Regions from separate parts of the Homo sapiens genome. Here region 2 is linked to region 1. A link is an interaction called in ENCODE POLR2A ChIA-PET data of the cell type or tissue named here. Cell type or tissue: GM12878. All regions are shown on one strand. Each heading gives the region's core, and the rest is flanking DNA. Links, peaks and the distances in the headings are about the cores only.

Evidence for each region. Peaks named below come from ENCODE experiments on the same cell type or tissue, not always from the same donor. Only the 100,000 strongest peaks of a DNase experiment are listed, where the experiment ranks them.
Region 2: POLR2A ChIA-PET joins it to region 1 with 16 read pairs; 1 of 35 experiments calls an interaction of 5 or more read pairs at or near these places.

Annotation. Positions count from the first base shown.
Region 1 is chr20:21,547,240-21,550,152 of GRCh38, forward strand. No RefSeq gene overlaps it. Among named protein-coding and RNA genes, the nearest start is that of BETALINC1, 19 kb to the left of the region's middle. In GM12878, for the core only: no CTCF peak of the experiment used is centred there; a DNase peak (open chromatin) is centred at 1,292.
Region 2 is chr20:23,114,140-23,117,052 of GRCh38, forward strand. No RefSeq gene overlaps it. Among named protein-coding and RNA genes, the nearest start is that of LINC00656, 17 kb to the right of the region's middle. RefSeq lists silencers at 2,663-2,732, 2,670-2,852. In GM12878, for the core only: no CTCF peak of the experiment used is centred there; a DNase peak (open chromatin) is centred at 1,792.

The sequences.
Region 1 (2,913 bases), core at 235-2,734:
TCAGCCTAAAGAAGAAACGAAATTCTGTCGCATGCTGCAACATAGATGAACCTTGAGGACATTATGCTAAGTGAAATACATCAGTTACTAAAAGACAAATACTGTATGACTCTGCTTATACGAGCTACCTAGAATGACGAATTCATAAAAACAGAAGGTAGAATGATGGTTGCCAGGGGCTGGGGAGGGAGAATGGGGAGCTGTTGTTCAGGGGGCACAAAGTTTCAGCTTTGCAAGATGAAAGACCTCTGGAGATCTGCACAATAATGTAGATATACTTAACCCTACAAACCGTACACTTAAAAATGGTTAAAATGGTAAATTTTTATGTTTTTTTTAAGCACAGTTAAAAATTTAAAAATGAAAAAAAACTTGATCAAGGGCAAAAAAAAAAAAAAAAAAAAAAAAGTAGTGCATTCATTCAGAGGTCTTATCCCAGAGTACGGTTCCCAGCCATGGTCTACTTCTGTGCCTTTAGTTCTGGAAGCCTTGCTTCCCAGTGAGAACAGAATCAGGAGACCCTTTGAAAGAAGAAAGTAAGACCGGGAGCAGTGGCTCACGCCTGTAATCTAAGCACTTTGGGAGGCCGAGGTGGGTGGATCATAAGGTCAAGAGATCCAGACCATCCTGGCCAACATGGAGAAACCCTGTCTCTACTAAAAATACAAAAATTAGCTGGGTGTGGTGGCACACACCTACAGTCCCAGCTACTATGGAGGCTGAGGCAGGAGAATCGCTTGAACCCGGGAGGTGGAGGGTGCAGTGAGCCGAGATCACGCCACTGCACTCCAGCCTGGCGACAGAGTGAGACTCCGTCTCAAAAAAAAAAAAAAAAAAAAAAAAAGGAGGAAAGTAAAGGAAAGTAAATAATATCTGGAGAAGATAGGGTTCCTGTCTTAGAAAAGCCCAAATGCAGCCTGTTGGTTGGAGCAGTTGAGTTAGTAAGCCACTCCACAGTGACCAGAAGACCTGCTTTATGCCATTTGTTTTAACTACGTTGCCGCGTAGGCACCCACTCAGCTGAGGGCCTTAAATGCCACCTGCAATAAAATAAAAACCTTACAGTTGCCAACCATTTCATCTGGTTTTGCCCTGAGAATCTGCAAATCCTCTTCCATTGGTCAGAAGTTTCACAGCTGAAGAGATAGGTAATATTCTTGATGAAGTCAGTTCAAGATCAAGACAATGGAAATTTCTTGCAACGACTTTCATCTTCTGTGTCTATTGGTCGCATAACTTAAGCGTGTTGGTATCTCTGTTAGTGGTGAAGTCGGCTGCAAACCACAAAACACCTGACTGCTACGGAAGATATTAACAGGGACTTTTTTCCTTCTGCATAACAGGAAGTCTTGAGTAGGTAGTCGAGGTTGGGTAGAGGACACTTCTGTTTCAATTCTACATCCCTAGGGCTTTGGAATATGAATGATTCATGTTGCCTTGTGGTGGCTAAATGGCTACCGTCCCCTGTCCCTGGAGGCCTCACAATTCTTTTCCAGGTAGGGAGAAGGGGGAGAAGGGTGGAGCACACTAAATGGCAAACAAATGTACCAGCTGAGTCTGTGTGTTCATCTGGAATGCAAAGCTTTTCTGGAAGCCTCTCCCAGCAGACATCTCGCTGGCCCAAACCAGAACCCTACCCTATGACCACTGCTAGCTGCAAAGTGGCTGGGGGACAAGAGGGTATTTTTGGAGTGGGCTTGCTCAGGCAGGTAACAAGGCTACTGAAGTTAGTCATTAAAACCTTCTTTTTTTTTTTTTTAGACAGATTCTCACTTTGTCACCCAGGCTGGAGTGCAGTGGTGTGATCTCTGCTCACTGCAACCTCTACCTGCTGGGTTCAAGCAATTGTCCTGCCTCAGCCTCCCGAGTAGCTGGGATTACAGGCGCCTGCCACCATGCCCGGCTAGTTTTTTTATTTTTAGTAGAGACGGGGTTTCACCATGTCTGCCAGGCTGGTCTTGAACTCCTGACCTCAAGTGATCTACCCTCCTTGGCCTCCCAAAGTGCTGGGATTACAAGTGTGAGCTACCACGCCCCGCCCATCAAAACCTTCTTAAAGGGGCACACATCCATATAATGCCCCCCAACTCCACACACCACTGTCTCTCCAGCAGTCACAAGCTGGAAATGGAGCTCCACCCTTGTGGCAGGGAATGCTTGTGCATAGGCCTCTGAACAGCCAGCCTATGCCTACCATCCACGTCCCAGGTCCTACTTCTAATAACTTCCTTTACAATGATAAATCCCTTAAAGATGGGAAAATTCTCATATCTCAATCTATTTGCAGGTATACCATACCTTGAATTTTGTTTGTGCTTAATATATATTTGCTGATTTTCTGAAGTGATTGAATTCTTTTCCTCTAAAGACAATTCCAGACTGTTCCAGGGGTGAACCTTGGGAATGGAGAATGGGAGCACTTCTTAGCTGGATCTTAGGAACATTGGAGTTTTCTACCAGATAACACTGAATGACATTATCTTTCTGTAAGTTCTCTGTTATGGCTGGTGCTTTAAGCTCATGCCTCTCCCTCCAGCCTCCATCTCTTGCTGGGTCTCTGTTGGCAGGTGTGTACCCAGGTACATCCAGTAGCTGAGTTGGTGACAGAAAGAACTGAAAAAACACAATCTCCAGCCTCCACATGATGAAAATCACAGGGTTGTTTAAATAGAGGGGGCTATTAATATAGATTTGTCCTTTTCTCCCTCCTTCTGCTTAATCATTGTCAGGAGGGCGGTAGAAAATAGTCTGCACACCAACAAGGCTCTGGAATAACTAATTGAATACTATAAACTTCCACCCAGGATTACAAGGAGGGACAGTTGCCTCTCCAGGGTGCTCATTTTGTTTCCGGATCCTGGCACAGGTTGGTCCCAGGCTCCTCTGCCGGGGCGACTATGTCCAGGGCCTTTG
Region 2 (2,913 bases), core at 324-2,823, 1.6 Mb after region 1:
ACTCAGGCTTGGACAGTGAAAGAGACTTCCTTGTCTGTGGGCACACAGCCAGCCAGCAGCAGAACTGAGCTTCTTCCTGCTCCCAGACCAGCCCTTCCCCACTCCCCCACAATCTAGAAGCTGTTCTGGAAGCCGCTGACTGCCTCTTGTCCTTGAGCAGACTTCCTGAGGTCTACACCACCTCTCTGGTTCCTGGAGCAAGGAAGGCAGGTGTTTGTGTCTTCTGGCCAAGGATTCTCAGGAACCAAGAGAAGGGATGGTAACTTTGACACTTCTGTTTTCAGAATTGCTCCTTGTTCTTCCCACCGCATTAGAGCATCGACTGCTGCTTCCTCCAGTGGGACCCATCCTGGTGCTGGCAGGTTGCTCCAAGTGTGGGCACCGACACATGCTGGGCAAACCAGCCCTTGAACCAAGAATTCCATTTGCTGAGTCTGAGAGGCCAGGTTCTCTTTGGAGTCTCAGTTGTAGCCTGTAACATTTGGGCTCTCATAGGCCATATTTCCCACCGCTGTCCTTAAATAGTACTTTAGTCAGATCAGATAACATTACCATACGCTCTAACTCTCCTGTAACTACTAAACCGAAACATTTACAAATATGATAAAACAAGCCTAGAACACCAGAATGGTTCAATTTAACACAGTGATGTAACACAACAACAAAAGGACAGTTCCTGGCTAACACCAAGTCTCAGCCTTCAGAGCGCCATGGGGCTCACAGTGTAGGTTCCCCCAATTCCGAATTACTGGGAAACTCCATTTGCCCAGCAGGGCACTGGGCCCATGCGGCCTTCATATGACAAGGAAGTATCATTTAACCTGAAGGACTGCTTCTGGGTCCTTTTTGTTTTTGTGTGGTTTTTTTTTTTTTCTTTTTTTCTTTTTTTGACAGAGTCTTGCTCTGTCTCCCAGGCTTGGGTGCAGTGGTGAGATCTCTGCTCACTGCAACCTCCGTCTCCTAGGTTCACGCAATTCTCCTGCCTCAGCCTCCTGAGTAGCTGGGATTACAAGTGCCTGCCACCATGCCCAGCTAATTTTTGTATTTTTAATAGAGACGGGTTTCACCATTTTGGCCAGGCTGGTTGTGAACTGCTGACCTCAAATGACCCTCTCACCTCAGCCTCCCAAAGTGTGGGGGTTACAGGCGTAAGCCACTGCACTTAGCCATGGTTTTATCTGCCACAAAGAAAACGGTTCTATTGGGCCCTCTAAATGGAAGCATGGGCTCCGAGAAGTCCCAGCCATTCTGAGTTGCGTAGCGGGCCTCCCAGTCCCATAGGCCTGACCCCTACCTCTTTTTCTTTATTGCCACCCAAAAATGTCCCATACATAACATAACTGCAGAAAGCTGATTATCCCAAAGGAGTCATCTGAAAACCTGAGTTCTGTAAAACACTGATCTAGACTTTTAGATTTCTTACTCTTTTTGAGGTTTTATCCTCTAACTTTTTCTTAACTATCGATGTCACCTGGAAAGTATTGTTTTTAATGCAACGTGTCATAATAATGAAACTAAAAACCATCAACTTATCTCTACTAATGTAATTTCAAATTCCAAATGAAAATAAAAGGCTATCCAAATTGATAAATTCTTCTCCAATAAATTAATTACTTATATTAATCTCATTAATTTGACTAGAACTCAGTTTTCTTTCAAAAAATGTCTGCGTCTTTATTGTTGCATAAGAGTGGTTGACTGTAGTCATTTCCCCAAAAGTTCCCCAGAATAAATATAAAAAACCCAGACTGAGTGAATTTCAACTTTCGAGTTCCATGAGGTTGTTCTCTTGGCTATGAGATAATTTGTAGTCAGGGCTATGGTACTTCTGAGAACCCACACAGATGCTGCAGCTCTAAACCCAAGAAGCAGCTGCAGTTTCTTTCTCACATGATTACATTTGAAGGTAATATTGTGCAATTTACAAAGAAGGGAAAGCTCAGAGAGGTTATGCAAGCCTCCCAAGGTCACACAGTGAATTTATAGGTTGGGTCAGGACTCAAGCTTAAGTCTCGGGATTCCTAGTTCAATGTTTTTACCTTGGCTAATTAAAGGCTGGACTGACAGAAGAAAATTATTTCGAACAAGCAGCTTTCCTTATTTCCAAAATCCTGCTTTGCTGCTGGAGCCCCCAGGAATGCATGGGAGGCTCACTGCGGATGCAGTTCCTGCCCCTCTTTTCACGCCAGCTCCACATCTTGAGTCACAGTCATGCCCACTTTCTCTGGCATCATAGGTCTTAAGCAACTTTTTCTACTCACGTACATGTTCATACCAGGGAAATTTTTTCCATGCATGCGTTAGCCTGCATATTTACCCGGAATGTGCCTGTTTTATCTTCTGAAGGCATCACAGCAGGGTGGTGAACAGTGTAGCCTCCAGGGCCCAGTGATCTGCTTCAAATCCTGGATCTGCCTCTTAAATGCTGTGTGACATTAGACAAGTGATTCAACGTGAATGCCAGGAAAGCCTGGGGTCACACTGTTCCCCAAGCTGTGGCTGTCAGCTTCCAAAGGCTCCAGCCTGTCTTTGGATAGAAGTGTCCAGTTAAGGATGCAAGTGAATGTGGCTTATCTGGAGAGGACCCAGGAGGCAGCCTTCAGGGGCAGGGCCGTGAAGCAGGGCAGGGTGGGAGGAGTCATGAGCTCAGTGGGTGCGTGAGCAGGTGGCCTCCACAAACAGCAGAGCTCCATCCTGCTGGGCACCGCTGAGCATGGTCTGGAACACACCTCAGAGTGGTCCCTGCAAGACAGATCCCCTCCAAATCAGGCTGCTGCTCTCTGTGTATCATCTCCCTCACTGGCCCACGACTCACCATCTGGCCTTGGGTTTTAGACCCTGGAGCTTTTTTCTAGTCTGTCTCTCCTGCTAGGTCGTGCATGAGTCACTCAGACCCAATGCCACACAGGGCAA